Regions from separate parts of the Homo sapiens genome. Here all the other regions are linked to region 5. Evidence: chromatin contacts called from ENCODE Hi-C or POLR2A ChIA-PET data. All regions are on one chromosome and are shown on one strand. Each heading gives the region's core, a stretch centred on a gene start or an enhancer-like site at or near the end of the contact. The rest is flanking DNA. Distances are from core to core; before and after follow the strand shown.

What was found. Hi-C counts contacts between places; a loop is a spot of excess contacts on that map. ChIA-PET counts read pairs that join two places held with the same protein, here RNA polymerase II (POLR2A). Pooled maps may share reads with other maps.
Region 1: a map of CD4-positive, alpha-beta T cell shows a loop between it and region 5 (12-fold over the local background). The contact joins the promoter of ARHGAP21 here to the promoter of OTUD1 in region 5. A Hi-C loop is called at or near these places in 9 of 168 maps with a recorded cell type or tissue (B cell, CD4-positive, alpha-beta T cell, CD4-positive, alpha-beta memory T cell and 5 more), 4 of 37 single-sample maps with no recorded cell type and 24 of 50 pooled maps. POLR2A ChIA-PET finds 5 or more read pairs at or near these places in 1 of 52 experiments (OCI-LY7).
Region 2: a loop to region 5 is called in a map of naive thymus-derived CD4-positive, alpha-beta T cell, with 3 times the contacts of the local background. The contact joins the enhancer-like site here to the promoter of OTUD1 in region 5. A Hi-C loop is called at or near these places in 1 of 168 maps with a recorded cell type or tissue (naive thymus-derived CD4-positive, alpha-beta T cell) and 5 of 50 pooled maps. POLR2A ChIA-PET finds 5 or more read pairs at or near these places in 2 of 52 experiments (CD4-positive, alpha-beta T cell and activated T-cell).
Region 3: a pooled map shows a loop between it and region 5 (6-fold over the local background). The contact joins the enhancer-like site here to the promoter of OTUD1 in region 5. A Hi-C loop is called at or near these places in 2 of 37 single-sample maps with no recorded cell type and 10 of 50 pooled maps. POLR2A ChIA-PET finds 5 or more read pairs at or near these places in 1 of 52 experiments (activated T-cell).
Region 4: a pooled map shows a loop between it and region 5 (3-fold over the local background). The contact joins the enhancer-like site here to the promoter of OTUD1 in region 5. A Hi-C loop is called at or near these places in 1 of 37 single-sample maps with no recorded cell type and 7 of 50 pooled maps. POLR2A ChIA-PET finds 5 or more read pairs at or near these places in 1 of 52 experiments (BJ).
Region 6: a loop to region 5 is called in a pooled map, with 3 times the contacts of the local background. The contact joins the promoter of SPAG6 here to the promoter of OTUD1 in region 5. A Hi-C loop is called at or near these places in 1 of 37 single-sample maps with no recorded cell type and 13 of 50 pooled maps. POLR2A ChIA-PET finds 5 or more read pairs at or near these places in 1 of 52 experiments (CD4-positive, alpha-beta memory T cell).
Region 7: a loop to region 5 is called in a map of B cell, with 15 times the contacts of the local background. The contact joins the promoter of DNAJC1 here to the promoter of OTUD1 in region 5. A Hi-C loop is called at or near these places in 7 of 168 maps with a recorded cell type or tissue (B cell, CD4-positive, alpha-beta T cell, CD4-positive, alpha-beta memory T cell and 3 more), 7 of 37 single-sample maps with no recorded cell type and 23 of 50 pooled maps. POLR2A ChIA-PET finds 5 or more read pairs at or near these places in 1 of 52 experiments (B cell).

Annotation. Positions count from the first base shown.
Region 1 is chr10:24,722,377-24,725,576 of GRCh38, forward strand. ARHGAP21 (Rho GTPase activating protein 21) reads right to left here and starts at 1,511. Exons shown (of 26, transcript NM_020824.4): 1 at 1,186-1,511. RefSeq lists silencers at 291-600, 661-1,020, 1,041-1,120, 1,211-1,280, 1,311-1,500 and 1 more and an enhancer at 1,044-1,954.
Region 2 is chr10:24,616,139-24,619,498 of GRCh38, forward strand. ARHGAP21 (Rho GTPase activating protein 21) reads right to left here. Exons shown (of 26, transcript NM_020824.4): 9 at 3,335-3,360. Among named protein-coding and RNA genes, the nearest start is that of ARHGAP21, 110 kb to the right of the region's middle. Within about 2 kb of position 1,838, at least 4 of the 41 ENCODE cell types and tissues checked have a DNase peak (open chromatin) inside an H3K27ac peak, as active enhancers do.
Region 3 is chr10:24,468,272-24,471,456 of GRCh38, forward strand. All of the region lies in intron 5 of KIAA1217, which reads left to right. Among named protein-coding and RNA genes, the nearest start is that of MIR603, 190 kb to the left of the region's middle. Within about 2 kb of position 1,885, at least 8 of the 41 ENCODE cell types and tissues checked have a DNase peak (open chromatin) inside an H3K27ac peak, as active enhancers do.
Region 4 is chr10:24,900,782-24,904,046 of GRCh38, forward strand. All of the region lies in intron 3 of PRTFDC1 (phosphoribosyl transferase domain containing 1), which reads right to left. Among named protein-coding and RNA genes, the nearest start is that of PRTFDC1, 50 kb to the right of the region's middle. Within about 2 kb of position 1,315, at least 19 of the 41 ENCODE cell types and tissues checked have a DNase peak (open chromatin) inside an H3K27ac peak, as active enhancers do.
Region 5 is chr10:23,436,854-23,440,358 of GRCh38, forward strand. OTUD1 (OTU deubiquitinase 1) reads left to right here and starts at 2,222. Exons shown (of 1, transcript NM_001145373.3): 1 at 2,222-3,505. The coding sequence starts at 2,605. RefSeq lists silencers at 1,951-2,540, 2,591-2,930, 3,071-3,440.
Region 6 is chr10:22,344,220-22,347,564 of GRCh38, forward strand. It overlaps SPAG6 (sperm associated antigen 6), which reads left to right and starts at 1,277. Exons shown (of 11, transcript NM_012443.4): 1 at 1,277-1,417; 2 at 1,504-1,599. The coding sequence starts at 1,393. RefSeq lists enhancers at 1,126-1,345, 1,306-2,122.
Region 7 is chr10:22,002,354-22,005,376 of GRCh38, forward strand. DNAJC1 (DnaJ heat shock protein family (Hsp40) member C1) reads right to left here and starts at 1,377. Exons shown (of 12, transcript NM_022365.4): 1 at 860-1,377. The coding sequence starts at 1,081. RefSeq lists a silencer at 1,011-1,380 and enhancers at 1,041-1,541, 1,421-1,470, 1,501-1,630.

The DNA.
Region 1 (3,200 bases), core at 261-2,760, 1.3 Mb after region 5:
AAACAAACAAAAAAAAATTTTAACGTAAACAAACAAAAAGCCTATAAATTCGAGGGGGTGTTTAAAAAAGAGAAATCTCGAAACTGCCCAGCGGTTGCGTCAAACACACCTGGCTGTTATGCAGCCTTCAAGAAAAAATGTTCCCCATTCAAGTGCATTTTAATTCATGTCTTTCCTGGGTAGAGCAGAGGGCTGTGCATGTTGTTTTCTGCATCACCCAGACAGGGACACTTCGGTGAAGTTTTCTCCCCCACGAGGCTGAAATGGGATCACACTTTCCAAGCCCCCTCTTCGCTCCCCTCCGCCCCCCAAAAACGCAAGCACAAAGCCAGCCTGGCTGGGGCCGGCGTGGGCTCGGCGGCGTCTCCGGGTGACTCGGGCGCCGCCCCTCCGCCCCTCCGCCCCGGCCGGCGTCCCCGAGGAGGCGGCTGTTTTCCTTGGCCCGCGGCGGGGCTGGGTGGGGACGGCCGGGGAGGCGTGCGCGGCCGCGGGTGGGACGCCGGCGCCGCTCCCGCTCCAGGGCATGATTCTGGAGCTACACCCGAGCAACTCTGAAGTCGCGGCTTTTCCCCCAACTACCACTCGACACGGCTTCCCTTCCCCTGTGGCCACCTAGGGGGAAAAAACGAGAAAAAGCAAACCACCACCCACCTCCCCACGATTCCCCCGCCCCTTCCTGAGGCGGGTCGGGGACCTCGAGCTCCCGAGGAGAGCGGCCCCAATATGGACTTTCTCAAAGGTGCTAGGAGCCCCGGGGCGAGACAAAACCGGGGGCCTTACCCTTCCCGCCCGCTCGGGCCCGGCGGCCGAAGCGCGGCGGCGAGCTGAAGCGGAGACGCTGGCCGGGCGCCGGGCCCGGCCGGGACGCGCTAGGCCGCAGGCTCGGTTAATATTCATGAGCGGCCCCAGGCGCCCCTCCTCCAAGGCTGGCCGGCCGGACCCCAGCGCCCACCGCCGGCCTTTGTGCCCTTCCCTCCGCCCCGCCGCCCGCCCTTGCTCCGCACACGCGGGCGCGGCCCCTCCGCCCCCGCCGGGCGCCCGCCGCGGGCTCCCTCCGGCCCCGAGCCAGCGCCCGGCCGGGTGGCCTGTGGCGGGAAGGGAGAGAGCCCGCGGCAAGCCGGGCACTCCACGGCCCGCGAGCGCAGCGCCCTCTCGGCTGAGACGGAAAAGAAACCAGACACGCACCAGAGGAAGCGGGACGAGTGGATCCGCACGGGGCTGGCCGGCTCCGGGACAGCGCGCCCCGCCCGCCCGCCCGGCGTGAGCCGGACCCCGCAGCCGGACGATCCCGCGCTGCCCGCCGCCGCCGCCGCCGCCGCCGCCGCGCTCCGAGGCCGCCGCCCCCGGCCGGCCGCTCCCAGGCACCGCCGCGACCTGCCCCGGCCGGCCCCGGGCTCTCGGCCGCCGCAGGAGGGCGTGGGGCGGGGCGGCGGCCGCCGGACTCTCCCCTCGCCTCGCCGGGCCGGGCCGGGGCCCAGCTCCGGCGCCCGCGAACGCCAAGTGACAGAAGCGCCTCGCTCCGTGGCCGCGCGGAGCTGTTTCCCGGGGGCGGATTTCTCGCTTCTTCCTCCCTGGATCCACCTCCTCCCACTCCACCTCCTTCCCCTCCCCTCCCCAGGGGAGGCTCTGGGGCTGAATATTTTCTGTCTTGAATAACACGGGACCGGGGAACCGACGCTGGAGAAGGGGGATTAGCCGGAGGCCGGAGCGGGGTGCTCGCCTGCCCCCTCCCCGTGGGTCGCGGGACCTACAAGCCCTCGCCCCCCAGCACCCCAAAACCAGGCACACAACGCTCCCCGCCCCTGCAGTCTCCCAAGCGCTGAACGGCAGCGTCCAGGGATGGGCTTGCTCCCGGGAAAGGAGACCTGGTGGTAGACGTCTGGGGTGGAGAGGGGGACAAGCCTATAACAGCGACATCTGCAGACTCCAGGGATCAAAGGTCCTAGATTGGGGGACAGGGCTTGGCAAATTGTGCCCCCACCCCTTTTTTGCAGCGGGAAGGCAATGAAGCTGCGACGAGACGTGGGACTTCCAGATAAGGGAGTGTCCCCTCACGCCTCACAGCAAAAATCTCTTCCTGTGGTGGGAAGGGGGAAGTTAGCCAAGCGTTGCTCATTCAGTTCTTTCCCTTTTATAAATTCTGCAGAGCGGCTGAGCGAATTTGGCGCGGCTAGCGGAACTGTGGAGAGGCGGCTGCGCTTCTCTGTCCGCCACACTCCAGGTCACAGCGGCTCCGGAGCCGCGGCACAACCGCCACCCTCCCCACCCAATTCCCGGGCCTTGTCACAGACCCCGGCAGCTCGCTCCGCCCCGCCGTGCCTCACAACATCTCCCGCTGCAAATTACCCAATCGGGAGACGCGACGAGAGAACGCGAACCAATCAGGGGCTGGTAAATCAGGCTTCCCTCCGCCCTCTTCCCCGCCCCCGGGTGAAGGCCACCGCCCCCTCGGCCTCTCCTTCCCACCCCGCCCCGCTCCGGGGAGGTGGCTCCCCGGCTCCGAGCCTCGCGGGGCTGGAGGGGGAGTTGCTCGCAGTCAGAGGCAGCGTTTGTCACCTTGTCACCCTCATCCTCGCCCCCTCCCATACACACTCCCCTCCCCTTCTCGGTGCTCCTGCTGGTGCTGTTGAGGGTCATTTTTATCCTCACTGCGGCCGGGGACTGCCAGCTATTGTGTCTGATCAGCTGCCACCGCTGTCCAGAGGGAAAAAAAGAAGAACAAAACCTAGAAACTGTGGAGTCCTCTTACCTTTTCCTTCTTTCTTTCTACACTCTCCCCTGTAGACTTAGAAACATCCCTTCTCCTTCCCCGCCCGCCCACCACCTGAGGTCCTGTTTCTTTATGGGGGACAGGGGAGCGGGGACAAAAAACACTCCCTGCAGCTGGAGTACCTGCGCCTTAGTTTTTACATCTTCCTTAAAGTGGAAGGTGCCAAACCAAATCTACAACTAAATCCTCCGCTTCAATTCGAGGGAAGACGTTGACGAGATCATTTTTATATGGCCATGAAATTTGCGTGTTCTTGACAGCCTGTCACCAAACAAGTCAGCTAATAATCAAGAAAAGAAAAATAGAATAAAATACAAGGACTGTATTTCAGTCAGATGGTAATTTACTAAATAGCCCAGTGGCTGTAGCAGTATCCAGTGCTAGATACAATTGAGTAAATTAACAAGAAGTGAATAGAAATTCAGGGTTC
Region 2 (3,360 bases), core at 588-3,087, 1.2 Mb after region 5:
AAGCTTAAGTACCAATGGCATCACATTTTTGGGAAAAGCCAATATATGAAAAAGACATATAAAGATGATAAGTACATGATTTCTCTTTATAAAAGATGTAAGATGATAAAGTATATGATTTCTCTTTATAAACAGACTATTTGCTAAGACTCAGCCTGAATTAGTATTAAAGAAGGGCTGGGTGCTCATTGCATCGTCCTGTCATATCACCACTGGCACTGAGCCCAGAGCTCCCAAAGGGAGAAACTGGGTATAGGGAATGGTCACCTCTTCCCTTTGGGTAAATTTCAGGGAGCTAAGTTCCCCTGTATGGACAATGTAATCCAGCTATATCTTACCAAATCTAACACTTCTAAATCATCTTGATATGGCAGTGCCAATAAGGCTGTGACCATCAAATTCAATTTAACTTAGGGCTAACCCTCAACTGAGCACACACGCAGCCAATGTTGGGGTAAGATGGAGGAGGAGTCTTAAGAGATATGACAAAACTATGGAGAAAGAAAGTTAAGATGAAACCCTGAGTGTAGGTAACAGTCGTAGCATTTTTGTATTACTAGTAATGAGTGGTATAAATTAGAGAAGTGTAGGAAGTCAGGATTTTAGAACACATTGTAATATCTGCTATTCACCGTGAGATTACTCATGAACAGCTCACATTGTTGAGGTTTGTGTTTACTTATAAAAGAAGTTGAAATTTATTTTCAGGACTTACTATGCAGCTTTATAAAGTGGGGGGTGGGAACAGTAAACAAAATACTGTTAATGAGTAATATTCCAAATTTAAAAACAAAATGTATTCATTTTGTTTTGTATGCCTGTATGCCTCCTGCAACCTTAGTATATAGCAGGGGTCCTCAACTCCTGCGCTGCAGACTGGTACTGGTCCATGGCCGGTTAGGAGCTGGGCCGCACAGCAGAAGGTGAGCAGCGGGGGAAGGAGGGCGAAAGTCAAATAAGATAGGAACTAATTAGAGAGTACTTTTATTCTTAGTAAATAAAATTATTTATTTACATCAATCTATATGTATATAGAATTATACAGATCTTTATTTTCTATTTTAGCCAAAATCTTCTCTTTAATAACATAATTGTTTTATTTCTATACTTCATAACTAGGAAGAAATATTAACAGATATATCCAGCACATTTTTTTACTACTCCAATGTAATCTGATTATATTGTTGTTATTATGTAGGAAGAAAATATGATGCCACTGTTCTGATAAGATCGCATGGGCCTGTGAAACAGCCACAGGTTGTAAGATTTTTTTACATTTTAAAACTTCATAAAACAATCATTCGTCATCAGTTGCCTTCTATAAAATATCTATTCTAGATGATGTATAAGATTCCATCTACAACAGGAGTCTACTATTTGCTGAGCTTGGCCTTAGGGGTATAGATATGAATATGGGTACAATTTAGGTTGAGATTCCCCACAATGTTGACAACTTGAATATATCCGATTTATAAAAAAAAACATAAGCTGTGTGGAACTTTTTAAAAAAGCTTTTAGTGTCACCTATCCAATTAAGTGTTTTCTCAAGAAACATTTTTAAAGCTATCAATAGCTTTACAATTGATAGCTTTAAAAATGTTTCCGTAGAAAAGAAACAACAGTCCTCAACAGCTTTAAAAATGTTCCCGTAGAAAAGAAAAACTCAACTAGTACTCAAAGAGAAGCATATTATATTGTAAAATGATGGAGAACTCTTTTCATAAACCCATGGGACACCAGGGGGACTACAAGTATGGCCTTGGTTGGTGGCAAAAAGAGAAGGAAAAAAGCCCCTGCATCGCATGCCTCCAGGGGGCGCTCTTCACAGGCATTCCATATAAATGGCGTGCTCCCTGGAGCTGTGCTCTGGGACGAGGCTGAATGAGGCAAACCTAGAGACCCTGTCTCTTATCACTTACTATGCGATTTTAGAGATGTTATTTAGCCTCTCTATACCTTAAATTTCTCACTTATAAAATGAAGATAATATTAAGGACATAAGTCATCACCTGTTAGCAGATGATGTTTTAGAGCTGCACAGTCATGATGAGAACTGTATTGTTGTGCTATACATTTAACCAGCATTTCAAAATTGTCTTTCAGCCATTATCTCAACAAATACTTACTGAGTGAATTCTTTATGTGCCACGCAGTGTTCTAGGCATTAGGGACACAAAAGTGAACCAAAGATTTTAAATCTCTGCTCTCATGTAGTTTATGTTTTAGTTCTACTGAGAAACATGTAACAAAAAAACAAAACATGTCAAGTGGAAACAGTAATACGAAGATAAATAAAAAAGCTTAAGGGAAGAGAATGTCCGTTTCTGTGTCTGTGCGTGGGATACCTGTTTTAGATAGGTGAGTCACAAAGCCTGCTTGGATAAGATCTTTGAGCAGAGACCCAAATGTCATGAGGAAGACAGAGGCTTGTTAACTATCTGTGGAATGTATACCAGGGTTAGAAACCAGCTGTACCTGTCCCTGTAGCAACACACACCTGACAGCAAGGAGGCTGGTGAGGCTGCAGATGGGATGCACATGGAAGATTGTGATAGGAGATCACGAAGTAGGATCTCTCTGACACCATCAGAGAGGGAGTTGTGAGGCAGACCATGGAGGGCCTTTCAGATCACGGGAGGATTTTGCATGCTATTTTGGGTGAGATGAATGGGAAGGAAACAGAGGGTTCTGCACAGAGGAGTGGTGTGATCTAATTGACATTTTTAAAAACATCACACTGGCTGCTGTATGGAGAACAGATCTGGGGTGGGAGGGAGCAGACAGAAGACTCAACAGGACAGGTGCCGGCAACTGTGGCACACGCTTATAATTTAAGTAACTTCTCTAAATCTGTTCCAGGATTTATAGTATGGCAAACTAACTTGACAATGAAGAGGTCTTTTCTCTCAGTACACGTTAAATTTACAAAGAAATATGTTTTAGAAAGTAAAAGCACTGTTTAAATGAAAGGTTGGTAACTAATTATCAAAACTGTTCCACTTGGTTTTTCATTCACCTGAATCAACAATTAGGTATAATTTGCTTCGCTGATTTCCTTAATCTCAGGAATTTGTTTCATCAAAATAAAAATTTGAAATGGGTACTAGGTACATGAAGTTTTTGTTTTTTTTTTAAAAAAAGGAAAATTGGTACTAGAAATAACTTTTAAAGAGGTTTGTGAAAGCTCTGGTTGAAGCACAGCTTATGAGATTCACTAGAAACATTTTAAAATCACAGTGTAAGACTTCTATGCCTATTGAACTAGAAATAATACTTTTCTGGAAAGATTTCTTATACATTTGGCATATTAGCCAATGACTCTAAATGAGCTCACCTATAAATGGGATGGAAGCCAAAGAA
Region 3 (3,185 bases), core at 635-3,134, 1.0 Mb after region 5:
TGTCTGATCGTAAGGGTTCATTCTAGTTGTGGTTTTAAAACAAATGTTTCCCACTCTATATTGGGATCATTGTGTCATTTTTCTTCTTGGGCTCTGTTTAGAGCCAAGGATGAAATACATGATCCTGGTTCTTTTTAAAACTCCGTCTTAGAAAGTCAGTCACAGCTTGGCAAACCAACATAAGAATTCTGCCAAGACTTCCAACATCTAAGTCACCTGTGTTGATAGAGACATTCAACCTCAGATTACCAATTCTGTCACAACCGAATGTTTGTATTCAGCGCCACTGTGGATAACTCAGATTGATGGTGACTCTTTCGGTGACCCTTTTGGATGATGGCAAGATTATTTTGAAGTGGACAGGGCAGGGAAGACACACAGGATTAGCTCCAGATCCGGGCTGCTGACTGTTCATGGCAAGCAGCCGTCCTCATTGGCTGAGGTCCCATTCTGGTTGGTTGGTGTCCATGCCATACTGGATATTAGCTGTAAAATATTTCGACTATCACTGGTGTTTCCCACATGAATGCCCAATACAATGTATCAGAATTACTTTTAGTTAATTGTTATATTTCTTTCTAATCTCATCTATACATACCACTAGTAAATCTATTGAGATATTCTAGTTAGATCTTTAAATGTTTCATTTTAAAGGTTATTTATATATCTCCTAACCATTTTTTGCATGTCACCAAGCATGTTTTTAAAATACCTATGTAAATACCTTTGCTGTTTTCAAAGAAATGTACTCAACTTTTTATGAATTTAAATAAATTTTACATTTTCTTTTTACTAATATTATTTATCCTTCTGGACAGTTCTATACTCTCTAGAATATTTTATTTTATTTTATTTTACTTTATTTTATTGGAGACAGAGAGTCTTGCTGTGTCGCCCAGGTTGGAGTACTGTGGTGTATTCTTGGCTCACTGCAACCTCCGCCTCCCAGGCTCAAGCAATTCGTGTGCCTCAGCCTCCTGAGTAGCTGGATTACAGGCGCATGCACTGCGCCTGGCTAATTTTTGTATTTTTTTATAGAGACAGGGTTTTGCCATGTTGCCCAAGCTGGTCTCAAACTCCTGGCCTCAAGTGATCCGCCCACCTCAGCCTCCCAAAATGTTGGGATTATAGGCGTGAACCACTGCACCGAGACCCTAGAATCTTAATGTCCCTTTTTACACTCCTGCCAAAAAGAGGAAAGCTTCTGCTGGTTAATTGGGATCGTAGTCCCCCAGATAAAGATGTACTCTGAAGGTGGCTAAGGAAGGAAAAGAGAACAGGGAATAGTGACTGACCTAGTTAGGACTGTTGTTCATACCAAGAGGGTTCTAGATATTATATTGATTGATTGATTGATTGAGACAGAGTCTCACTTTGTCACCCAGGCTGGAGTGCAGTGGTATTATCTCGGCTCACTGCAACCTCCACCTCCCGGGTTCAAGCAATTCTCCTGCCTCAGCCTCCCGAGTAGCTAGGACTACAGGTGCATGCCACCATGCCCAGCTAATTTTTGTATTATTAGTAGAGAGGGGGTTTTGCCACGTTGGCCAGGCTGGTCTCGAACTCCTGACCTCAAGTGATCCGCCTGCCTCGGCCTCCCAAAGTGCTGGGATTACAGGCCTGAGCCACTGTGCCCAGGCAGTTCTACATATTTTAAATATTTTTCTGGAATTAATAACAATAATGACAACAGTACCTACCATTTGTTGTATGTGATTTGCCTTGGACACTGTGTAATGCTTTATAAACAGTGGCATATTTGAGTCGATGTGATGAATTTATCTCGATGTTTGTTTTGGTTGGTTATTGCATTGTGTAATCTGATTATGTGGAGAATTTGCCCACATATCCGCTGCTCGCTGAGCCAGTCCCTCCTGTATTTTATGACCTGTGAAGCCCTGTGCTGCTTCCTGCTGAGCCATACTTTGCTTTTTATTGAGCCCTGAATTGTGAAGGCAGAGTGAGAGAGGTATTTATAGAGGATCCGTGTCGCTCTCCTGCAAAACCTGTGTCACGCGGTTGCCCAGCCTCCCTGGAATGAGCATCAGTCAGGTGTATTATCATGCAATGACCTTGGGACTGTTCCTTCTGGTCTAAAGCACTGAGCACCTGAGTCATGAGGGTGTCCAATGAGCAGGGAGGTCCTCATGGGCTGGAGCATCAGGGCAGGGGCCATGCAGAGCAGACGCACCTGGAGCCTGACCTCGAACCTTCATATGGATCCCCAAGAACTAGCACATGGGGAGAGAGACCCTGGAGTGAGGACAGCATCAGGATATCACAAGTTAGGTTTAGAGAAGGGAGAACAGATTAGCCTATCATAATGGGAGCTCTGTGTGTGTTTTGGGAGGGGAGTAGAGAGGAAGTGGAGATAAAATTGTAATTGTGAGGGAGGAGCCTGCATACTCCAGGGGGCCCAGAAATAGCCCCTATAGGAGCCAAGAGGCCAATTCCGTGGTGCCCAGGTCATGTATTCAAAAAGGGCTCCCTTTTGTTGCTACATATTAGCACCTTATTTGCACTTCTCATTGGTCACTTTCATTATGAAATCCACTTGTCTATGTAAAACTTGCAGGGCAGGGATTCTACACCGCTGGATCCTTCCAGGAGCAAGATAAGGAAGCCATGGGAGTCCCACTGGTTGTTCCTGCATTCTTATCTACGAAGTTTAAGAAAGAAGGTGCCCTCTCCATGGCGCTTGGGAGTTTCCATGGAACTTGGGGGCTTCTTTAGAACTGTATCCTAGAATAACCCCAGGCACTTACCAAGTGCTTGGTAAATACTCTTTACTACATGCAGTGAATTTTTGTGATAAAGAAGCAGTTAGTTTGTATCCTGTGCATTAGGCTCTGTTTCATTTTCAACCTTCTCCTGGTGCCTCTACTATCCCTACTGTCTTCCACATCATCCACATCATGGGGTCTCTTGGCTGCTCATCTTGGTTCTTGCCATTCAAGCCCCCACCTCTTTCCTCGGGTCCCTCCCTCATCCACCCTCCAACCATTTATACCCTTCTTCTCTGTCACATCTCCTGGAAGTCAGGATAGGGACTGTGGGCTCCTGTGACCTCACCAATAGAACTTGAAGAATGGATGGAGCCTGTCTCTCCTTCCCTCAGTTATTTGGAGAATCTCAGTGGTCATTTCCCCACTGCACCTTGACCAAAGCAAAAATATATGAAATCA
Region 4 (3,265 bases), core at 65-2,564, 1.5 Mb after region 5:
AAAAAATAAATAACCTGGGTAAGTACTGTTTACAAAGACTTGGGCCGAACATTTTATATAAATAAAAATCTATGCATAAAGCTTGTACCTAAAAAGGAAGAGCTCTGTTTCCCAGGCATGACCCTACGAAAGGAGACTATTTTGTGGTAACTTGTCGCTAACAGGTGTTTGCAATTAGATTTTGAAATTTGTGGGTCTGAATATGGAACCTGAAACTGTCAAAGTACAAAGCAAGTACAACTCAGAATCATATTATAGCATCGGAAATGTGTCTAGTTTTCTCGAATTTTTCAGAATCATATGCTTCAGACATCATTACAAATCTAACAGAAAATTGTGTCTTGGTTCCTATATGTATGTGTATCACAAGCCACAATTATAATTCCTCTGTTTCTCACATGGCCAGATCATGCTCTTGTTTCTTGTTTTTTGAATGGCAGAGCAGGGTAACATCAAGTCAATAAGAAAAAAGGAACTTGCAACTATGTAAGAAAGAAACTAAGTGGGTGTTTCTTTGTTGGCAGAATGTCAGCAATTAAGGGTGAAGGAACCCAGCAGGCCTGAGAGAGTGTAATAAAAATAGAAATTATAGATGGAAAGTCTCATTTAAAGAGAAATGACCACCACCACCTCACTTACTAACATACCCTAAAATGTTTTTTATTTTAAAGGCTGAAACAGGAATGTAATCCCAGCACTTTGGGAGGCCAAAGCGAGAGAATTGCTTGAGTCCAGCAGTGTGAAACCAGCCTGGGCAACATAGCAAGACTCTGTCTCTACAGAAAGTTAAAAAAAAAATTGGCCAGGCATAGTGGTACATGTCTGTAGTCCCAGCTACTCAGGAGGCTGAGGCGAAAGGATCGCTTGAGCCTGGTAGGAGGAGGCTGCAGTGAGCTGTGATTTCGCCACTGCACTCCATCCTGGGTGACAAAGAAAGACCCAGTCTCAAATAAGTAAGTAAATAGATAAATAGAGGCTGAAACAAAGCGACTTCATTTCTAATCTTTCACATGATTTTATACTAGTCATGCAGAGAATCTCTTACTGTTGTGTTGGCTCACTCTGCATTTGCAGTGAATTTCTCTTCCAGAACATGCATGAACAGCCAACTCCCCAACCACAGATGGTCTAAATGCACGGTGACTGCCACAGGTATCCACCCACAAGGGCCAAAGCCCCTTGCTGCAATTCCTGCACCCTTTATCTAAGGCGTGGTTGGTTGTTAGGAGGTGGTGGAGAACAGAGTGAAGGGGTGTGTCCTGGTGACGATCCCTGCACAGCTGCAGTGGTTACTGGCAGTGAAAACTGCTGCAGCAAAGGGAGGGAAAGAAGGAAACTGATGGCTCATAGCAATCAATGGATTACTCATCAAAGCTGCCTCATTGCTGGATGGAGGAGGGAGGTGATTATCCAGGATTTTTTTTTTTTCTCCTTAATCTTCCAACTGCTCTTTTGCAAAGCAGCAATCCACATTCTAGTTAGGCATTAATCTCTGCCTGGTTAGTTTGGCCAACTCATAGAGCTGTGGACGGATGCCAATGACTCACTATTACAGGGCCCCACTTTATTTTTATCTGCTCCAGGGCCACAGACTGTAACCTTCAGTACAGTTGATCATCTTGAAAAGGTGCATGTCATTGGAACCTTGAGCAGGAATGAATTCTAGGAAATGTGTAGTTCAGGCCTTTTGCAAAGGAAAGACCCAGTCAACTTCTGTCCAAGATCTGGTGGTTTGGTGGAGTACATCAGAACCAAGACTAGAATCTCCTCCTCATAAATTCCATTGCAGTGCAAACTGTCTTAGGAAAGGCGATTTTTCTAGGTGCTCCAGAGAAAGTTGACTTTTATATTTTTCTTCAAACTTAGAGCAAAGAGAATGACAAATTCAGAGAACTGTCTTTTCTCATCACCCAGTGACAAGGTAACAAGAAGGAAAGTAAAATGGACTCTAACAAGATTACAGTTAGATTTCCTTCTTCCTCATTGCCTTGATACTCTGACATAATTATTGGTTTGGATATTTATTCATTTATTCTTTTGTCAAATATCTGCTGATTTTAAGAAGGTCGTGAAAGACTGAGTTAGATTATTTGGCTCAAGTTTTCTCCTGTGAATTTAATAAGAAAATATAGGGGCCAGATGCAGTGGCTCATGCCTGTAATCCCAGCACTTTGGGAGGCCAAGGCGGGTGGATCACCTGAGGTCACGAGTTCGAGACTAGCCTGGCCAACATAGTGAAACCCCATCTCTACTAAAGATACAAAAAATTAGCTGGGTGTGGTGGCAGGCACCTGTAATCCCAGCTATTCAGGAGGCTGAGACAGGAGAATCACTTGAACCTGGGAGGCAGAGGTTGCAGTGAGCTGAGATCGTGCCTGAGATCGTGAGCGCTCCAGCCTGGGTGACAGGAGTGAAACTGCATCTCAAGAAAAAAAGTAAGAAAAAAGAAAATATAGGGATTGTTGTGAGAAAACATGTTTGCACCTTTTACTAAGGTGCATTTACTAAGTAAATTATTTATTAGGCATCCCCTATAAAGTGAAGACTAATAAAGCCAACGATTGGTAATGTTCTATTTGTTAACTGGTAATGATTATACACAAGGTTGTTCGCTTGGTGGAAAATTCATTAAGCTGAACATTCATGATGTGGACACTTTTCTGAATGTATATTGCACTTCAATTCAAAGTTTTTAAAAGGTGCCAAGTATAGGAAGAAATTAATAGGCACAGCCCTAGTTCCTAAGAAGCTTCTATTTTAATACAATCATCCTACACTATTTATGGAAAACGAAGTCCCAGAGAGTACTGAAGTCTAGAGAGGTCTCACAGCTGGCTTGGGCAGAGCCAGGAGTAGGAGCTGGTCTTCTGGTTTGATATTCTCTTCATTTTGTGTATCCACTCCTTCTCAGGATGAAGTTGTATTCTTTTTTTTTTTTTTGAGACAGGGTCTTGCTCTGTCATCTAGGCTGTAGTGCAGTGCTCCTGGGCTCCAGTGATCTTCTCTTCAGCCTCCCAAGTAGCTGGGACTACAAGCGAACACAACCACACACCCAGCTAATTTATTATTATTATTATTATTATTAATTTATAGGGCTGGGTCTTGCTAACCTCCCCAGGCTGGTCTCAAACTTCTGGGCTCAAGTGATTCTCCTGCCTCAGCCTCGCAAAGGGCTGGGATTACAGCTGTGAGCTACTGCACCGAGCTGGAGTTCTATTCTAAGAACTGTATTTGAAGAGGGTCACTGAGAAAAAAAGTATCACTT
Region 5 (3,505 bases), core at 972-3,471:
TTGTTTTTGTCTGCTGCTAACTTGGTACATCAGAGGTAGTGTGTCTTCTGTGGACCTAGTGTTTTGTTGTTGTTGTTGCTGTTTTCTGCATTTACCCCAACCTGTTAATATCTACTCTTGCTTTAGGGTTTAAATTCTAATATTTTCCTTATCTCCCTTCAGGCTCCAGTTATGCTAGTCCTGCCAGGCACGTGGTGGGTATGGTAAATATTATTTGGTGACGGCCTTGTTAACAGTCTTGTCTTCTGTTTCAGAACACCAGCTAATGAAAGAGTTAAGCGTGAAGTGCTTCATGCACAGAGCAACAGATGCTCAACAAATCAGTGATGAAATCCAAGGATGGTAATTTCCTTTTTCTAATTAGCCATGAGAGCTTCAAGCTCCCAATGGGGTAGTTACCAGAATTTGAAAAGTTAGACAGTCATTTACCTTCTTCTGAGTTAATTTACATAAGCGGCTGGAGTGACCTGAGCTGGGACCCTGCCAGTCATACTGCCCAAAGATAATTAAAAGCCCTGGCTAGGGTCAAGGGACCTGGATAGTAATCTTGGCTTCACCACTGTCTGACAAACCTTGGAAACTCGCTTTCCATCTACTCATTCACTTAGTAAATATTAATTAGGTCCAATTATGTGCCAAGCACGGTGTTAGGGGATGGAAATATAAGAGCAAGACCCAAGTCTCTCAATTCCTGGAATTCACATTCCACCGGAAAGGTGGGGACCGGAGTACAGCCTACATCACCTACAGGTTCAGTCTCCCTATCTCTAAAATGTTAGGACAACCTCTGGGTTCAATTCGAATGTTTAGGCCCTGTTAATTTAGCATTTGATCACAGCTCAGAATATAGCAAAAGTCTCCCACTACCTCTGGCTTTCCCTTACAAAGGCGGGTATTACAAAAAGACTCGGTAGAAGTATTTTCTATAGTCTATCTTGCCCCGGAATGCAGGTCACGACTTTCTCCACCGCTTTTGACCTCTGGCTAGCATTCACACCTATTCTCAAAGGGCCCTAAGTGATACTGCATTTGGTATTCTGAGAAAGCTTGTTTATAAAAGCCTAAAAGGCTTCCTTGCTTTCCCCCAAGCCAGATATTTGCCAAATGGCATAGGTCAGAGGTGCAAAGTTGGTTTTGTCTTAGCAAGGCAAGAGAATCCACTAGCGGACTCACCCTTACCGGTGAGTCCAAGGAAATGCATAGAAAAGACACAGTGGTAAAACTAGCTGGGCACCTGTAATCCCTGCCCAAGGCAAGGCTGAGGAAGGGGGATCACTTGGGCCCTGGAGGTCGAGGTCGCAGTGGGACATGATGGCGCCACTGCACTCAGCCTGGAAGGCAGAGCAAGACCTTGCCTCAAAAAGAAAAAGAAAAAAAAAAAAAGGAAAAGACGCGGCGGTTCCACGAGTGGTGGCTAGGACCCATAATCCCAACACTTTAGGAGGTCGAGGCGGGAAACAGCTTGAGGCCAGTAGTTCGACACCAGACTGGGCAACTGTGGTGAGACCCTCGCCTTAAAAAAAAAGAAAGAAAGAAAGAAAGAAAATTAGCCGGGTGCGGTGGTGCACACCTGTGGTTTCCAGTTACTCTGGAGGTTGAGGCGGGAGGATCGCTTGAGCCCGGGAAGTCAAGGCTGCAGTGAGCTATGGACTGCGCCACTACACTCTAGCTTCGGAGACAGGTAAGACCCCCATCTCTAAAAAGATAAAAGAAAAGAGGCAGTAGTGAATGCAAGCAGGGATGGTAGCCCATGACCAGCAGAGGCCAAACAGACTTTAAGGCAGCATTCCGTTCTCCACACCCATGCCGGAAGCTTTCCTGCCACGCAAGCTTTCCGAGCATGCTAACTCGCCCCAAGCAGCTCCCATCCCGCAGCATCCACTGCAGCCGCTGAGGAGAGTGGCGCAGCGCAGAAACCAGTGCCCAGTGCCCAGGTGGGGGAAGCGGTCCGTGGGAGTCACGTGGGCGGGAGGCCCAGCCAGGATCCCAGGACTGCTCAGGCCTCCGCGCCCCCGGCCTCGCCCCGCCCGCGCGCGCTCGCGCGCCGAGGGCCACGCCCGTGACGTCGGCGGAGCGCGGTAGGGGGCGGGGCGCGGGCCGGAGTGGGCGGGGCGAGCAGGCGCGACTGAATCGGGCGCCGCAAAGAGCCGCGCATTCCAGTGAGTCCACGTGACGCGGCCGCGAGGCCTGAGGTAAACAACCGCGGCCCCGCCTCCCGGGCCTCCGCGCGCACCGCGCTCCTCCTCGCCGGCGGGACGCGCTCCAACGGGGCGGGCGGCTTCCTCCGTGAGTCCCCAGCGGCCGCCGCGGGCCGAAGCAGCTGCAGCGGGCGCGGCGCCCCGGGTCTGCGGGCCGAGCGCACCGGCAGGGGTCGAGCTCGCGTCCCGTCCCCGCCCCCCTGCGCTGTGGCGCAGCAGGAATTTGGCCGGGACCCGGGCGCTATTCGCGGCTGCTGACTCGCGGCGGCCGGCTGCCTTTCGCTCATCTCTATTCTGGGGCCGTTGGGTCACCGCGCTCCGCCGGCCCCCTCCCCCGGGCCCGGAGGGTGTGTCCCCCGCTCCGGGGCTCGCCGCGCCTATAAGGGGCCGAGCGGCGGGCAGGGACATGCAGCTCTACAGCAGCGTCTGCACCCACTACCCCGCCGGGGCCCCGGGTCCCACGGCCGCCGCCCCCGCGCCACCCGCCGCCGCTACCCCCTTCAAGGTCTCGCTGCAGCCCCCGGGAGCCGCCGGCGCCGCGCCCGAGCCCGAGACCGGTGAGTGCCAGCCCGCCGCGGCCGCCGAGCACCGGGAAGCCGCCGCTGTCCCCGCCGCCAAGATGCCCGCCTTCTCCTCCTGCTTCGAGGTGGTGTCCGGGGCCGCCGCGCCCGCCTCCGCCGCCGCCGGCCCGCCCGGCGCGTCCTGCAAGCCGCCGCTGCCGCCGCACTACACGTCCACCGCACAGATCACCGTGCGGGCCCTGGGCGCCGACAGGCTCCTGCTGCACGGGCCCGATCCCGTTCCCGGCGCCGCGGGCTCCGCCGCTGCCCCGCGCGGCCGCTGCCTCCTGCTCGCCCCGGCGCCCGCAGCCCCGGTCCCGCCGCGGCGGGGCTCCTCGGCCTGGCTCCTGGAGGAGCTGCTGCGGCCCGACTGCCCCGAGCCCGCGGGCTTGGACGCGACACGGGAGGGGCCCGATCGGAACTTCCGACTGAGCGAGCACCGCCAGGCCCTGGCCGCCGCCAAGCACCGAGGCCCCGCGGCGACCCCGGGGAGCCCCGATCCCGGCCCCGGTCCGTGGGGCGAAGAGCACTTGGCGGAGAGGGGCCCCAGGGGCTGGGAGAGGGGCGGCGATCGCTGCGACGCGCCCGGTGGGGACGCGGCGCGGAGGCCCGACCCAGAGGCCGAGGCACCCCCCGCCGGGAGCATCGAGGCCGCCCCGAGTAGTGCGGCGGAGCCGGTGATCGTCTCCAGGTCGGATCCCAGAGACGAGAAGCTGGCCCTATACCTGGCCGAGGTGGAGAAGCAGG
Region 6 (3,345 bases), core at 27-2,526, 1.1 Mb before region 5:
CCTTCGGGGGTATTAGGGACCCGACTAAACACACTTATTCTTCTCTCTGATTGCTGGACCATTCCCCAACTATTTGGAGCTCCACAAAGTATCAGGACTTCATCAAGAGCTCAGTGAAGGGTGAGATCTCAAAGATAAATATAGAGGACTCATTCCAAATATAGAACCAGTTAAGTTTGCATGCTCCCTTCTGTTGAAGAAATATCAAGGGGTTTCCTGTCTTGGCACTACTTAGCAGCAGCTGCGGCTATGTATCCACTTGACATCTGGTGAAATTGTAGTTTTTGATGGAGGAACATTTAAAGTTGACAACTGTCATTGAAACAACTGGTATATAGTTTTCAAAGACAAGCTAGAAACCAGTAATAGACTAAGTACTTCAATTTTGTTAAAAGAAACTGGGTAAAGGGTTCAAGTTATATAAGATAGGGAAGTCTGGTTTTCCAGGTAAAGGTTCTCTCTCTTTTTCTGTTGGAGATGTCATTCATCAACATAACGAAGCCTAAATTTAAAAGACTAAGACAAAATATTTACAAATCACATAAAAGTGAGGAAACAGCAAAATTAGTAGTCATTAGGAGAAAGCCAGGGAAGACAGGACATTCATCACATCCTTTCCTCATCTGCTTTCCTCACTGAGTCTCTGAGTGCTCATTAAATGCTTTCAATACAGTGTAATTAAGTGTGTGAACATGGTTGTCATGCTCCTCCAGGAATCTTGAAACCAGGAATGCCAGGTATATAACAGCGGGTTACAAAAGAAAACACGGATTCCTAAATCAGTGTTTTACTGTCAGTGCAGTGTTAAATGTCAATGCAACACTTAAGTTGCATTGACATTCATGTGTTGATCGGATTGTACAATGTGACGTGTGAGATTTCTCGGGACCGTCGAAGCTCAGACAACTCCAGGGCTGCAATTTACTCGTCTGGCTGCCCTCGAACCAGGCTCCCTTGGCGCGTGGGGCTCTCCCGGCGCTTGGTCCCGACCCGCGCCGCAGTCAGGATACCACGGCAATCTGGGGTCGCTTTGTAAGGAGCTCCGACCTCCGGGCAGTGCAGGGATACTCGACGGCGCGCGATGTCCCGGCGGCTCCGCGAGCCTGGCGCGCTGAGAGCCCCAGCAGTCCGAGTCCTCGAGCTCGGGCGTCTTCGCGCCGCCGCCCCGCTCAGTGCGCCCAGGCACCGCGGCCGTGACGTCACGCCCGGGACTGGCCGTTGCAGCAAGACGGCCGCGTTCCGGTTCCGGTAGGTTGCCCGGGAGACGCGGGTACACAGAGAAGCGGCTCCCGTCGGAGGCCGAGTCGTCGCCACGATCGCCCCCTTGGTGGACTCGCAGGCCGAGCGGCTTCCCCGCAGAGCTCGAGGAGGGCAGACGGCGGCGGGGGCGCCATGAGTCAGAGGCAGGTGCTGCAAGGTAGGGCCGAGGCGGGCAGGTGCCCTAACTAGCTGGCGCCGAGGAGACCCGGGTGCGGTGGGCTCCACCGACTCTCTCTCCCGCAGTGTTCGAGCAATACCAGAAGGCCAGGACCCAGTTCGTGCAGATGGTGGCGGAGCTGGCGACTAGACCCCAAAACATCGAGACGCTGCAGAACGCGGGTGAGCCCGGAGCCCGAACCCCCGTCGCCCCCCGCGCACTGAGTCCCCGACGCCTCCGCCCCGCTGCCCTGCCCGTGGAGCTCTTGGGGAGCCGCAGTGTGGGGACCGGAGTTCGCAAAAGCATCCATTCTTTTCAGCGGGTCTTTGGGGGTCAGGCCGAGAGGGTGAAGCTTCCAGATGGTTGTGGGAGGTGCGCGTTGTCCCTGTTTCCATCTTCATTGCACACAGGCAAGTGTCAGGTTGAAAGTCGAGGCCCTAGGAATTGCCTGGAGTCATTTTACGTGAATGGGACTCTACCCTAATGAGACCCATTTTATCCAAGTGCCATTTTGCATGCCACCCTGCCTTTGATCACCTTCGACTTCCTCACAGCAAAGCAATTCCAGTGGTTTAGACGTGATTTCTCGTCTTGCTTTAGTGAAAGGGGAATGATATGCTTGAATCTTTTCCAAGAAATTCCAAGTAGGTAGAGACCAGACTTTGCGAAATCCTTATGGCGCGTTCCTTCTACTCCTCAGTCCGGACTCTTGCAGATGTGAGAGGGGGAGAGAGGGGGAGAGGGAGGGAGAGAGATCTTCTTATCTCATAACATAAACTGATAAGAGAAAATGGTTCTTCTTCTTCTTCTTCTTCTTCTTCTTCTTCTTCTTCTTCTTCTTCTTCTTCTTCTTCTTCTTCTTTCTTCTTCTTCTTCCTCTTCTTCTTCTTCTTTTCTTCTTTCTTCTTTCTTCTTCTTTTTTTTTGGATGATTCTACCACCATCTGAACTGTAAGGTAGCATTTTATCACTACTGTGTCATGAGAAATCTTCAGTTTATAGGATGTGATCTTTAAAACTAACACATAATTTAAACAATTAACATGTTGACAGCAAGAATACTTAAGTGTAATGATTACTCTGGGTTTCTTTGAGGGGAATTACTACTGCACCTATGTGATACTTCGTTTTGTCACTAGGATTTTTGGCATTTATTCCTTGTGTGTTTTTATTGGGGGGCATGTATTTACAATAAAGTATATTTTATAATCTTCTAAACGCATTTTAGTTTGAAATAATTGTAGATTCACAACTGTAAGGGATAATACAGAGAGATCCCGTGTACCCTTTTCTCAGTTTCCCCAATGGTAACATTTTTCAAAACTGTAGTGCAATATCACAAGGAGGACATTGACATTGATAAAAATTCGTTGATCTTATATAGGTTTCCTCCTTTTAATTGTTCGTGTGTGTGTGTGTTTTGTCCTATAGAATTTTATTCCGTGCGTATCCACCACCAGCACAGTCAAGATACAGAACACTTTCATTGTCACAAGGATCCTCTCTCTTGCCCTTTTATAGCCACACACACCTCCTGCTATCCCTAACCCTGGACAACCACTAATCTCTTCTCCATTTCTAAAATTTTGTCATTTCAGAATTGATAATCCTTTGTTCTATAGTTGTTTTATATGGGTTGATTTTCTGTATTCTGTGTGTGTGTATGCACCCGTACTCCTCCAAGTACCCAGAACAATACTGGGCACACAGTATTTCATATACACAGACTAACACAGACTAAGGTATTAGAACATGTTACATTTTAGAAGTGTATTTAAAAGTAATTTTAAAGTGTAAACTTTTAAAGTTTTTTCTCTCAGTCCCTCTCAATGACCTTTGTGAATGGACATTTACTACTTAACAAAGATTTAGTTTCTGGACAATATGAATATAGCCAAACTAAAACTTTTAAAATGGGAAAATAATTGA
Region 7 (3,023 bases), core at 127-2,626, 1.4 Mb before region 5:
GTAGAGACTGGATATCTACCCTCACTCAACCACCCTCAATGGTAGAACTAAAAAGCAACAAATGGATTTTACAAGTTAATGTCTTAAGCTATAGAAGAAAACGAAATGAAACAAAAGGAAAAGGGGAAAAAAAAACCCATTCCTACATTACTGACCGGGGGCTTCTCTTCCAATCGCATCCCAAGTCCTTTGCTGCTCAAAAAACTTAACACCTCCAACCTGGTTAGACGCTTCAAATTCCTCCAGATTTCTAAACTGCGAAAGCGAAACAAACATCTACCTAACAGGCTAAAAAGATGACGAAGTACAAAGTAAGAAAAACTTTTGCAACACAGACACTGGCCACAGTGCATTCCTACTTTCCCAGAAGGGAAGAGGAGGGGAGGCAGCTGAAATAAGAATAAGGATGAGGTAAGTATCGGTGGAAGATGACAGTTTAGGGTGAGAAGCGGCTGCTCTTTCTCACATTCAGGGGGACAGGAAGGCAAAAGGTAGGTGTTAAATTAAAAAAAAAAAAAAGTCTACCCACACCACTCTTCGTTCTTCCTCCAGCACAGCTGGAGGGGGAAGGCTCTTCCCCAGAACGCCGGAGCAGAGAGAAGGCATCGCCACCCTAGGCTAGTGGCGCCGTCCAGCCTGTCACTGGGGCTGGGACTAGAAAAGTTGAAGCAGGAGTAAAGATCTGGGGAAGACGGACACGTCCTTCCAAGGCTGAGGACCCCGGTGACCCGAGCTGAGGGCAGCCAGAGCCCGGGGTGACCAAGCCCTGCCCTACGTGTCCGGCTGTCTCTGAGGAACCGGGTCGCCTGACGCCTGCCCTGGCCCCTCTCCGCCCGGCCCCGCGCGCCTCCTTGCTTACCTGCTGCACCCCGAGGAACTGGTAGAAGTTGAGCTGCACCTCCTCCACTAAGTCAAACAACTCCAGGTCTCCGCTCTCCCAGCCGCGCGCCGGCGCCACGGCGGCCAGCAGCAGCAGCAGCAGCCACAGCAGCGGCGTCCGCGGCGGCGGCGGCGGGAACGGCACCAGCCCGAGCTGGCGGCGTCCAGGAAGCTGCGCCGGCTGGGAGCAAGGAGCCGTCATCGCGCTGGGCTCGGAAAGGTCACCCGCCGCGCAGCTCCGTTGGCCGAGAGCTGGGACGTGGCGGGCGGCGCTGGCTGTGGGGAACAGCGCCTGTCAGTGAAAAGCGCGGGCAGGCGCACCGGAGCGGCCCGCCAGGTGGCTGGCCCCAGACAGAGCGCGGAGGCGGCGGGAGCCGGCTGCCGGACGGGCGGGTGGGTAGGCGGGCGGGGCCGCAGCCAGCGCTACGTTCCGAAGACCCTCGCCCCCAGGCCTACACACAGCTGTAGAGGCAGCGCCCGGCGCCTGGGCTGCACAGTGGGTGAGGCTTCCCTTCGCCTCAGCCTATCCCAGGCCTCGCTTCCGGTGACATCATGTCTCCTAGCAACCGCGGGAAGGGGGCGTGGCCGGAAGCCTGGACGCCTGGCGCCCCAGATCTGGGCCTGGGTGAAATGCCTCTCAATCACTGGCGCGCACGGAGCAGCTGTACCTGCGCCCACATGGGCTGAGAGACAGGGACGGTTATAGCCATCTCGCGTCCATCTGGAACGCCCCACGTGGACTTCCCCTGAAATAGCTACTGTCTTCCTCTCCCCTAGCTATCGAACACTAAAAGCATATTTGAAGCCTGATTAATTGATTATGGCTTCCATGCATTTAATTAGTCCATCAGCAAAGAAGACAGGACAAGTTGAACCAGGTTCTAAAAGGGGCAAATCTAGTAAGTAGAGAGAGGTAGAGCAGAAAAGGAATTGAAACCAAAACAAAAAGTATACTTCTAATTATGAATTAAGATTTACAGGCATAATACCATAAAATGACCTGGTAGAATTAACAGTTAATAATGGTGACTCAATCATAGTTGGAGGAGAAATGTAGTTTATCCACCTTAGCCCACCTCCAGTTGGGGTTCCTTTGAAAACAGACCTCAATTGAGATGTTTCTGTTTTAAAAGACAGGCTAAAAACCTCCTCTCCCATAACAATGTCTCACCTTCTAGTCTTGCATTGCTTCTGTTCAAGCTCTTTTCAAGTTATTTTCTCCACCACAATTCTCTTGTGTGGACTTTATTATTGTGTGCTTAGCACAATGCATAGCACATGAGAGCACTCAATTAGTTGAACTGAATCCTGTGACTACCTCCCTACCACCATTCCCCCTACCACAGATTTTTAGTTTATTTATTTATTTATTTAGAGACGGAGTTTTGCTCTTGTTGCACAGGCTGGAGTGCAATGACACCATCTCGGCTCACTGCAACCTCTGCCTCCCACGTTCAAGCAATTCTCCTGGCTCAGCCTCCCGAGTAGCTAGGATTACAGACTCCTGCCACCATGCCTGGCTAATTTTTTGTATTTTTAGTAGAGACGGGGTTTCACCGTGTAGGCCAGATTGGTCTCAAACTCCTGACCTCACATGATGTGATCTACCCACCTCAGCCTCCCAAACTGCTGGGATTACAGGCATGAGCCACCACCCCCAGCCTAGTTTATTTTTGGTTATATCAGTTTTCTTAAAGTGAACGTCATCTTTACCAAGTCCCTAAATTAGGTTACTGTTTATTCAATGAACAAAACATCGAAATAAGATGAAATTAATGATCTTAAGCACTACTTTTACATATTATAGTAACATTCATCTTTTCTCCTAATTTGATCATTAGATTAAGTGCAATAAAACCTTTGAAACTGGTGCCATATTGCCACAAATCTGGGATTCTTACCCCGATCTTGTAGCAGACAGCCTAGTATTTCCCTTTTGAGTTTTACCTTTATGTTGTCTGAGAACCTCGGGGACTTACTCCATCTAAAGATAGCCCATCCTCTTTCTAAGGCCATGCTGAAACAGAATTGGATTCTATTAATAATACTTCTCATGGACATAAGGTATTACTCAAAAATTCATGCTGCCCAGCTCCAATGACACTTGTCCACCCTGAGATGATCTTCTTGCTTGTCCAGGTTCC